Regions from separate parts of the Homo sapiens genome. Here region 2 is linked to region 1. A link is an interaction called in ENCODE POLR2A ChIA-PET data of the cell type or tissue named here. Cell type or tissue: GM12878. All regions are shown on one strand. Links, peaks and the distances in the headings refer to the core of each region. The heading gives the core; the rest is flanking DNA. Region 1 has its middle 28 kb from the start of PRR23E. Region 2 has its middle 20 kb from the start of PRR20G.

Evidence for each region. ChIA-PET counts read pairs that join two places held together with the same protein. Peaks named below come from ENCODE experiments on the same cell type or tissue, not always from the same donor. Only the 100,000 strongest peaks of a DNase experiment are listed, where the experiment ranks them.
Region 2: POLR2A ChIA-PET joins it to region 1 with 11 read pairs; 1 of 35 experiments calls an interaction of 5 or more read pairs at or near these places.

The regions. Positions count from the first base shown.
Region 1 is chr3:127,218,155-127,223,527 of GRCh38, reverse strand. It overlaps the pseudogene PRR23E2P. Among named protein-coding and RNA genes, the nearest start is that of PRR23E, 28 kb to the right of the region's middle. RefSeq lists enhancers at 2,708-2,897, 2,918-3,097. In GM12878, for the core only: no CTCF peak of the experiment used is centred there; a DNase peak (open chromatin) is centred at 2,857; H3K27ac peaks cover 769 bases.
Region 2 is chr3:127,305,045-127,310,417 of GRCh38, reverse strand. No RefSeq gene overlaps it. Among named protein-coding and RNA genes, the nearest start is that of PRR20G, 20 kb to the right of the region's middle. RefSeq lists an enhancer at 2,778-2,827. In GM12878, for the core only: no CTCF peak of the experiment used is centred there; a DNase peak (open chromatin) is centred at 2,747.

The DNA.
Region 1 (5,373 bases), core at 56-5,055:
ACCCCTCCCACATCTGTCTTCACAGTCACTGCTCTGGTCAGCAAGGGGGCAGAAATGAGCCCAGCTCCTCTCTCCCCTCAAGCCTGTCCTTCTGGCCTACCCCTCAGAACGTGTCCTGGAAGGAAGGAAGGGGACAGGCCGGAGCACCCCATTTCTTTATTCCTTCAGACTTTTTCTTCCTTTAGCCTTAGACTCTGTCTACTCTTAGGAAGCAGGCATTTTGGAAAGTGTATCAGTCATCTACTGCAAAATCACACTGCATAACAACAACAAAACACCCTCAGAGCATACAGTAAACGCCTATCAGCCCACATACCTGCGGCTTCTGACCAGGACCAGTCGTAAGTGTGGTCTGGCTCTCAGCTGGGGTCAGGCAGGTGTCAGCAGGCAGCTGCAGGCCATTTTGGGCTAGTGCGCCTCAGCAGTAGCAAGATTAGAATCACCCGGAGAAGTTGCCCAGCACTTCGAGGCTTAGGAGACTGAGCCCACCCGTCCTGGGCTCGCTCACATCGGCAGGTCGAGTGCTGTGGGCTGCCCCTGGAGGCCTGGGGTGCCTCAGCTCTGTGCATATGTTTCTCCTACTCTGGCAAGCTGACCTGGCATGTTCTCATGGCAGTCGCAGAGGCACTCATTACTAACACCCCCTTCACCCAGAGCCTGAGTGGGTCACGTGACATGGGGGCAGCTTACATCGAGGGGAAGGATCCGGGCCTCTAATGCGATCAGCTGCCTCAGGAGGTGTTGAGGGACACAGACTCAGATGTGGCCGGTTTCACCCAGACTGTCTTCCCCCAAACCCATGCCTTGCTAGTGCCCTGGTACATTCATGTGTCCGTCGCACCTGGCACTGTTCTGAGCTGTTTCTTCTCTTCACTTCCAACATCTGGTCAGGAAGGATGCTCTAAATGTTCCCAAAGCCTACCTGCTCCCCTCCCTCCCACTGCTTCCCTGGGTTCTAAGTACCATCACCTCTCCCCTGACTCCTGTCCAGCCCCTGACTTTGCTGGTCTCTACCCTCACCCCACTGCAACCAGAGTGCACTTCCGAAACAGACCTGCCCACTCACTGATGCTCTGAGGCAGGTCTCGTGGGGGCCACCCTGCCCGGGAGGTAGGTCGAGTCTCCCTCCATGGGGGTTCCTTCTCACTCTCCAAGAGGAGCCCCTTGCCACCAGTTTTCTTTGTTTGTGGCTCCAGCAAGGAGATACAGCTGTTTTGGGATTTTGCTTCCTTTTCTTCCTAACACCACCTCAGCCCCCCACACAGCTTTGCCATCAGTCCTCTGGGGTGCTTGTGCACCACATTGGGGTGGGGACTGGGGACTCATGGGGATGGGAAGGAATGACTCTTAATTTGACCCAAGACATTGCTTCAAAAAAAGACTGCATGCCCCCCAGCCCTCTCTATCACCATGAGCTACAGAGGGTGGTGTCTTGACCCTCCTGGACACTCTGGGGTGGCCTCACCCCTTCCTGAACCTCTTTTTTTTCTCTTCTAACCACTGTCTGCTCCACAGTCGGGGAGCCAGGAGAGCAAGCCCAACATGTGTCACCAGGCTTGGGGAGAGAAGATCCCTTCAACAATGGGGACAGCCACCTCCTGGGAACTAGCCATGCAGAAAAACCTCTCCCATGCTTCCCAGCCCTGGGAGGAAATCCACATACTCACAGCTGCCTCGGCCTCCAGGGTGGATGTGGGCTCTGCCGGGGGCCTCTGTGCCTGTGTGGGAAACAAATTTCTAACTGACCCGGCCACCTGGCCGGGCTTGCAGACAGCTGTGTCGTCCACTCCTGCATGGGTTCCCCTGACAAGCTTACCTAGTCCCGTGGGCTTACCCATGGGTGCTCTATGGCGGGTATCTCTGGATGGGGTATCCCACTCCAGCTGCTTTGGTGCCTTCGGTGTGGCTGTATCGAAGGGGCCTCCAGCTTTGACCCCTTCATGGGAAGTCAGTACCTGGCTGTCTTGGCTTCCAGCCTATTTCCTCCCCCACCAACTACCCCCAACACCCCCACTGCAAGATTCCCACTCATCTACTTTTCAGCTCCTCCCATTGTGGGCAAGGCTACCTCCAGCCACTGTCCCCAGGTGGGATGCCAGACTCCAGCCAGGGCTGCAGTTGGTGGAGGAGCATCCAGAGGAGCTCCCTACTTGAAGAAGTGCAAAGCCCCTCCCTCAGAATGGACCTCCAGGTGCAGTATCTGGGCGCCTTTGCCCGCTGCAGCTCAGAGCTCTGCCCCCTGCCCCTTCCCCACTGAGGATTCTCAGCTGGACCCTGGCTGCCCCCGCTTCTCCTCCCTGTCACCCTGCAGGGCCTGCCACTGCCTCTTTGAGTGCTAAGCAGCCCTCCAGACCCACCCACCAATCAGAAACATGTCTGGTGGAGCCCAGCCAGCTGTGGACTTTGTTTTTAGAAGCGTCTCAGATGTAAGTTCACTATCCTTAACACAGAGCAGATGCAGGGCTGCTCTATTTGGTATTTTTCTACCTTTTTTTTTCGTTTTGCCCTCTAACCCTCATACCAGCACCTTTTGTCCTCCCCAGCCCTTGTTCTGGGCCAGCACTCTAGTAGATTTGCTATTAAGTCCCCAAATATGCATGCATGCAACCTTGTGAAATGAGCTTTGCATGCATATGTTTTTAAATTACATAAATGACGTGCTATAAAAACTGTTGCTTTGCTCTTTATCGGCAGGCACGATATTTCAGATCGATGCACTGTGCTGTATGTACATTCTGTTTGTGGTTCCAACTGCTCTCAAGGACATCATCCCCCCTGCCTGCTGATGTTGGCTGCCTTCGATTCCCTGCTATAAATACTCCACGGAGAGCCCCGGGGAAAATCCCCACACCACCTTTTAGGGCTTGTGTGAACATTTTTCTGAGTCATGGGAAGATGATGCTTGATTTTATTTGGGACAGCCAGCAGGTCCCTCTCCAGAACAGCTTCTTCCACTTCCTACCTCGGCAGTGCCTGAGCTGCCCCCACACAGCGTGGCCTCTTGCTGGAAGCCCACTTTGACTGTCTCCATGTGGATAGGCACAAAGTGGCAAGCAAGCTATTGTTCTGGTTTGACTTCCTGTCAGCCCTTTGGCCTCCTCTGTCTGTAAATTATATAGAATATCTTTCAGTCATTTTCAGGATTGTAAATTCTGGATATCCATTTTCATTCTTAGGCCATGCAAATGTCTCCTCGGTGTCTGTCAACAAATATGACCTTTGCCGAGCGTTCTCCAAGTGCCACCAAACCCAGCATCAGCATCGCCTGGGAACTTGTGTGAAATGCACATTCTCCAGCCCCACCCTAGATTCTGATTCACAAATTCCAGATGTTGGGCCGACAACCTGTTTTAAGTCCACCAGATGATTCTGATGCACGCTCAAGTTTGAGGACCACTGGTTGCTGCTATTTCTCAATTTTAAAAAATTATATGTATATATATAAGTTTTATCTTTGTATTTTAATTCTATATTATTATATATGATATATAATACAGGTTACTGTTAATATATTTATTTAAAAATATATATGGCCGGGTGCGGTGGCTCACGCCTGTAATCCCAGCACTTTGGGAGGCCGAGGCAGATGGATCGTGAGGTCAAGAGATCGAGACCACGGTGAAACCCCGTCTCTACTAAAAAAAAAAAATTAGCCAGGCGCGGTGGCGGGCACCTGTAGTCCCAGCTACTCGGGAGGCTGAGGCAGGAGAATGGCGTGAACCTGGGAGGTGGAGCTTGCAGTGAGCTGAGATTGCGCCACTGCACTCCAGCCTGGGTGACAGAGAGAGACTCCATCTCAAAAAAAAAAAAATTATATATATATATATATATATATATATATATATATATATATATGACTTTGTAGTAAGTCCTCCTTTTTTTCCCCTTATTTTCCTTCCTTTCTTCCTTCTTGCTTTGCTTTAGAAGCCCCAAACACAACCATGAAAGTCCTTGGTCTCTTCCAGGTTGCACAGATCCCCTCTATTTTTAAATATCCTTACAGTTTTCCCTGGATGTTGCCTGGGAGTCCATCCTTATAGATAATGTTACATAAGGACCTGAACTTATCTTTTTCCAGGTCACTGCCAGGTCCAGTGCTATTAAACAAAGCATCTTCCCTATTGATTCGAGGGCTCATCTGTGTATGTTTCAGGCATTTGTGTGCCCAGGGGTCTGTTCCTGAGCTCTCCAGGCTGTGCCCCGGTCTGTCCCTTCATTCACTCTCTACTTCTGTTTGTTACATTTCAATGCATGTTGGTATCTACTAGGCCAACTCCTCACAGCCACTCTAACCCCTTTTCGCTTTACTTTTTCAGACTTGACAGTGATTTATAGTTCTTTTCTTCTGTATAAATTTTGAAGTGAGTTTGTCTAATTCCTTCAAAGGAATCCAACTAGATTGATTAGGATAAAAATGTATAGATTAAGTTAGAACAAACTGACATCCACCTTGTTAGCTTGCTCTATTCATGAGTATGTTATATTCATTCTTTTATGATCTTCATGGTGTTTGTTTTCCTTTAAAGCATTTATTTCTAGACATGCATATGTTTTCCTTTTTAATTAAAAAAATGTTCAATTGCAACCCTGTAAGTTCTCAGTTTATTCTGTCGGGTCTTATGAGATAATTATCATACATGAAATAATTCATTCAATAAATGCGCATAGAGCATCCGAGGTGTGCCAGGCATTGTCACAGGTGCTGGAGATAGCGTAGTCCAGAAAAGTAAGTCCTTACCAACGAAGCCTTCCATCTATCTGAGAAGAGGTGGGAAACAAATAAATAGCGGCTGGCGGTAAGTCCTGTGAAACAAAGAGTAAGGAGGATGCAGAGTGATGGTGGGTGGGCTCGGGGAAATCCTCACCAAAAAAAGTGACTTGAGCAGAAGCCAGGAGGAAGGGGTGGAGCGGAGGAGAGGGAGGAGTACCTTTGCCTTTTTCCAGGAACAGCAGGGAGACCAGTGTGGTTAGAACGCAGGCAGGGAGGGGTGGAAACAATGTCAGTCGCGGGAGTTGTCTGAGGGTTTGCACAGAGGAGTGAGGAGATCCACCTCAGACTGATGCCGTGAGACCAGACTGAAGGTGGAGGAGGCAGCATGGAAATGGAGACCAGTCAGAAGGCTGAGAGTCTAGGCAAGGTGAGGATGGCTCATCCCGGTGGTGGCTGTGAGGGAGGTAGGTACAGTGTGGCTCAATTCTGGATATACTCTGACGGTAGAAATGAAACATACTGCTGTGTTAGGTGTAGGGCTTGCCAGAGAGAGGAGTGAAATGACTCAAGAGCATTTGGTCTGAGCACCTTGAAGCACGGAGCTCTACTTAGGGAGATAAGAATGGCTCAGGGGGAAGCAGAAGGACCTGGAGCTCTGTTTG
Region 2 (5,373 bases), core at 124-5,123, 87 kb before region 1:
ATTCCAACAGTTGTTAAGAGGATCCAGTGGTATAATGGTGGCATTTGTCTTTAAGCACAGGAGTTCTAGAGTTATACTCCATGGGACCAAATCCTGGTTATATTCCTGTGAAGATAGTTTACTTGCCTAAGATCCTTTTCTCATCACGAAATGATGATTATAATAGCACCTACCTTATAAGCTTCTTGCGAAGATAAATAAGTGAAAACACACATTGACCAGCAAATATTAAATGTGCAATAAATATTAGCAATATTGATTAGTACATACTAGGCACTCAATAAATAGAAACTTCTCTCCTTTTCCTCCTTCATGTAGGCATTGTCAGGTTGTCTCTTCCATATTTTAAGCAAATAATCTTTCAGAGTGTCTCTTTCATATATTAAGCAAAGCAACTCTTAGGATATAGGAGAAAACAATTCTTACATCTTTGCTGCTCATCTACAAAACAGAGGATCATTTGCTGATTTTAGGTATTACCTTCTTTTGAATATAAGGCTTGGAAACTTGAAGACCAAAGGAAAGTGTCATTTCTTTAGAGCAATTATAAATGTGTACAGTCTCCTAGTTATCGAAATTGAAAGCTACCCTGCCTACCGCAATCTATTCGTCCCAGCTTCAAACACATTTTGAAAAACCCTCTGGGTGCTATCTTTCTTTTTAGTTATCCCTAGCCTTATTTCTTTCTTTCTTTCTTTTTTTTTTTTTAATTTTTTTTGTATTTATTGATCATTCTTGGGTGTTTCTCGGAGAGGGAGATTTGGCAGGGTCATAGGACAATAGTGGAGGGAAGGTCAGCAGATAAAAATGTGAACAAAGGTCTCTGGTTTTCCTAGGCAGAGGGCCCTGCCGCCTTCGGCAGTGTTTGTGTCCCTGGGTACTTGAGATTAGGGAGTGGTGATGACTCTTAAGGAGTATGCTGCCTTCAAGTATCTGTTTAACAAAGCACATCTTGCACCGCCCTTAATCCATTTATCCCTTAGTGGACACAGCACATGTTTCAGAGAGCACGGGGTTGGGGGCAAGGTTATAGACCAACAGCATCCCAAGGCAGAAGAATTTTTCTTAGTACAGAACGAAATGGAGTCTCCTATGTCTACTTCTTTCCACACATACACAGTAACAATCTGATCTCTCTTTCTTTTCCCCACATTTCTCCCTTTTCTATTCGACAAAACTGCCATCGTCATCATGGCCCATTCTCAATGAGCTGTTGGGTACACCTCCCAGAGTGGGTGGCGGCCGGGCAGAGGGGCTCCTCACTTCCCAGACGGGGCAGCCGGGCAGAGGCGCCCCCCACCTCCCAGACGGGGCGGCGGCCGGGCGGGGGCTGCCCCCCACCTCCCGGACGGGGCGGCTGGCCGGGCGGAGACGCTCCTCACTTCCCAGATGGGGCGGCTGCCGGGCGGATGGGCTCCTCACTTCCCAGACGGGGCGGCTGCCGGGCGGAGGGGCTCCTCACTTCTCAGATGGGGCGGCCGGTCAGAGACGCTCCTCACCTCCCAGACGGGGTGGCGGCAGGGCAGAGACACTCCTCAGGGATTTTTTTTTTTTTCATACTTTGAGGGAATTGGTAAATTCCTGGCTATACAAAGATTTGGTGATATTCCTCACTGAGGATAGCTACAGGAGTTATTTCTTTCCTCCTTTAGTCTGGATTTATTATCTTTTGTTGTTCATACCCTATTGATTTTTTTCTGGGCTGGTTACTTCTCCCCATTGAGGCCCCATTTTTCCCTGGAGAGGAGACTGACGGGTGCTCCCATCCCAGCTCGACTGCAAGCATTTAATAATAAAATCCTTAGGAACCAGTTTCTTTAAAAATGTGTAAATGCACAAGGAGCGCATTATCATTATGAGAAAATAAGGAGAAAAACAGCTATTGCCAAAGTCTCTGGTTCCAGAACTCTGCTGTACAACACTGTACCTATAGTTAACAATACTGTATTGTACACTTAAAAATTTAAGAGGGTAGATCTCATGTTAAGTGTTTTTACCATGAAATAAAAAGAATATTAAAGTTCATGAAGTCTTTAAAAATAAAGCCTTTATTGAATCCTTGTACTGAAGGAAATTATTTTGTATAAAAAAGTGTTTTTACTTCAGGAATATAAAAGATATGTGCCTAGAAATCAAAATAAAGCTTGATTTTTTAAATGGATGAAAAGGAAGGAAGAAAGGAAGAAAGAAGAAAGAAAGAAAGAAGGAAAGAAAGAAAGACAGTCAGTCCCCGGAGACAATCTTCTTCATTCCAAGACACTTTCCTCCTCGTGGGCAGTGAGTGGAATTAATGGGTGAGAGCCACATTCTAAACAGGGTCAGTCGAGATCTTCATGGCTTCTGGCAGAGCTGAAAGTTCCTTTTTGCAGAGTTTATTTCCTCATTTTATAATTATACTATATCTAAATTATCTTTATCTTATTTTGTTTGCTTTTCCTTTGATGTATATAAACGTTATGGAAAATTTTTTTTATTGCTATCCAAACTAAGGTAAAAAATATATTTTGATTAGATGTTAGCTTGGGTCCTCATTTTATGCCTCAAGAGAAAACCAACATAAAAATGAATAGAACACACTAACCCCATTCCCCTTTCCCGGAAGATGTCCACCCCTCAGCTCCTTGATGGTTTAGGAAGTCTTGGCTACAGTTGCAGAACCTCAGATATCTGATGTCTCTTACTCACCCAAGTGAGTTGCGTGGGCTCAGATCTTTGAAGAATTCCATCTTTCAGAGAGCAGGCTGAGGGGACTGCATGAAATATCTGGCATGGTATGAAAAGAGGATGTGAAAATGGGACTTTTGCTGACATCTGGAGTTTGGCTGAGGCCCCAAGTCCGAGGCCTCAGTGTTGGCGCCCACATCCTGGGGGCAGATGCTCGCTTATCTGTGGTAGAGACTCCTGCCTTTCCTGACAACCATTCTCCTTTCTTCCCTGGTCTTCCTTGGAGTTCATGTGGTCCTGTGATACCTTGAAACATAAGGGAGAGGAAGGAAGGCTGACCCCAGGAGCCTGTTCCTCTTTGCCTTTCCCTGTTTTTCTGCTTGAAATACGAAGAGGAAAGCGAGAGTTCTGCAACCATCCTGAGGACTCAACAGTGGCTCAGACATTTGGAAAGGCAGAATGCGACCCTCAGGGCATGGCCTCATGCCAGCGTGGAACTCTACCTCCAGGCTTCATCTGGGTGATGCACTCAGGCCACTGTTTGGGAAGCTCTACAAGTACAGCCAAGCACAACTACTGGCTTGGATACTGAAATGCGACATGGTGCTAGATTTGCAAAGGCCATAGAATGGGGGGCTGAGACCTGACTGTGGGAGGGAGACTGGAGGGGAGGGCTGCTGGCACACTCTGCCACTTTCTCCCCTTCGCCAGGTGAGGGGCCTCAGGGGGACAACTCTGAGATTGGCAAGCACCTCTTCCCGAGCTTCAGGGCATGTGGTGAACGACCTGACTCCCCTGAGCTGCCTTTAAGAGAGAGACTGGGACGGCGGGGTGAGGGAGACAACTGCTGGGCTGCTGGCTCCTCAGCACTGACCTTACTCCCACCACAGCTGTCCTGCTGGCCCCGGGAGGGCCCAATAAAGAGAAGCCGGACTGGGCCACCTTGAATGAGATTCTGCTCAAAAAAGGCACCTGCAGAGGGGTGGCCTAGAAGTCAGCCTGGGGCGGAGGGCCAGGGACAGAGGAAGGAGGGTGTGACCCTGTAGACAGTCTCAGTCCCGCCTTGAAGCTGCCAGGGCACCTAGGGAGAATGTCAAGAAGCTGGGAGCCCCATGGAAGGGAAGAGTCAGTGGCTGCTGTGACAAAGCCCAGGCAAGGTCGGCGGCTTGGCGGCAGCAGACATTTACTCCTCGCGGGGCTGCAGGCTGGAGCCCGAGGTTGGGCGCCCATGGGGCTGGGCTCTGAGCTGCTCCCTTTCAGGCTGCAGCTGACTGCATTCTCACTGTCCTCACACGGTAGAGAGAGGAGGGAGCTGTCTGGGGCCTCTTTCATAAGGGCCCTTATCCCATTCATGGGGCCCCCATCCTCATGACCCAATCACTAACGCCACACCCAAAAGCTCCACTCCTAACAACATCCTATTAGGGGCTAAGATTTCAACATGTGGATTGAGGGGACACAAACATTCACTCCGTAGGAGGCAGCATCTGGGCTCGCAACATGGGGAGCTCTGGCAACGCCAAGGGATGGAAGGCTGCCTGAGGTGGTCCTCGACCCAGGTGACCTCTGGAGCCAGAGGGTCTGCCATGCAGAGGAGGAGTGGGGGACAAGGAGAGGAAAAAGTAACCACTCTTCCTTTCCCAGCCGAAGGCCTCATTGAGATAAGCGCTAGAGGAGCAAAAGTTTTTAATGCGATAAAAGTCTGGAGTTTTGATATCGGACGAGACCAGACTTTGTCTTCTTTGTTAGGGATCAGAAATGCTGTGAAGCCTGCCTGAGATTTCACTGAGGTGGGGAAGAAAGATTTAACACAGCCGGGAGAAAAGGCGGCAGTGTCAAAGACGGAGGCTGCTTTCTATCTGCCCCTTTCCGAGCCAAGCTTGTTTAGTGGCAAGCCTGGAAATTTAAAGGGGACCGAAAGGGGGGTGAACTCCTCTAGCTGGTGGCTGCCTCTTGCTGTCCTGTGGTTTCTGTTTCGTTGGAAGCAAAGGAATCAAAGCACTTTGCTGTCAGAGAGGTAAGGCATTCCCAATTTTGGCACACCATCAGATAACAGATGCACAAAAAGAATAAAATAAAAGTCGCCTGTATTCTGCTTCTCACAGATAACATTTTTGTGTCTGGTCTTTCAAATTGGATAACTGGACAGCAATGGCACTTTCTGTTGTCTCAGAGAAGTGTCTCTGAAAAACTAGTGCTAGACACATCCCTGCAGGATTTAACAATAGCCAACTGGATCCATCTTCATCACCCACTGCCTCTAGCTTTGAGAAGAGGTGAGTTGCTCAGCAGAGGAAAAGATTATTTGCAGGAAACTTTTAGACATAGAGGGCTATGCCATTGATTGTCCTTTCAATACCTATAGTCAAGGAGAGTGTGTTCCTCCTTTGGGTCAGATGCAAGGGCACCCCAAGAGAGTCACTATAAAATTTAGGGTGGCATGCAATAGGGGAGCCCATGGCTGGAGGAGCTGTGGAAACTTGTGCTATGCTTGGATGGAAGCATCAGCTGGTTCTTGGAAGCAACTTGTGTCCCTTGGAGTTTAGAGGCTTATGAGCATGAGGACAGGTGCCTGACTCTCCCAGGAGCCTGGATGGCAGTGCTCCCCCACAGCAGCCAGGAACAGGGAGCAGGAAAGCTGACTGCAGGTACTGTCAGTCAGGGCAAGGACATTTGATGTCTTCATGTCAGTGGACAGTAGGGTGGAGG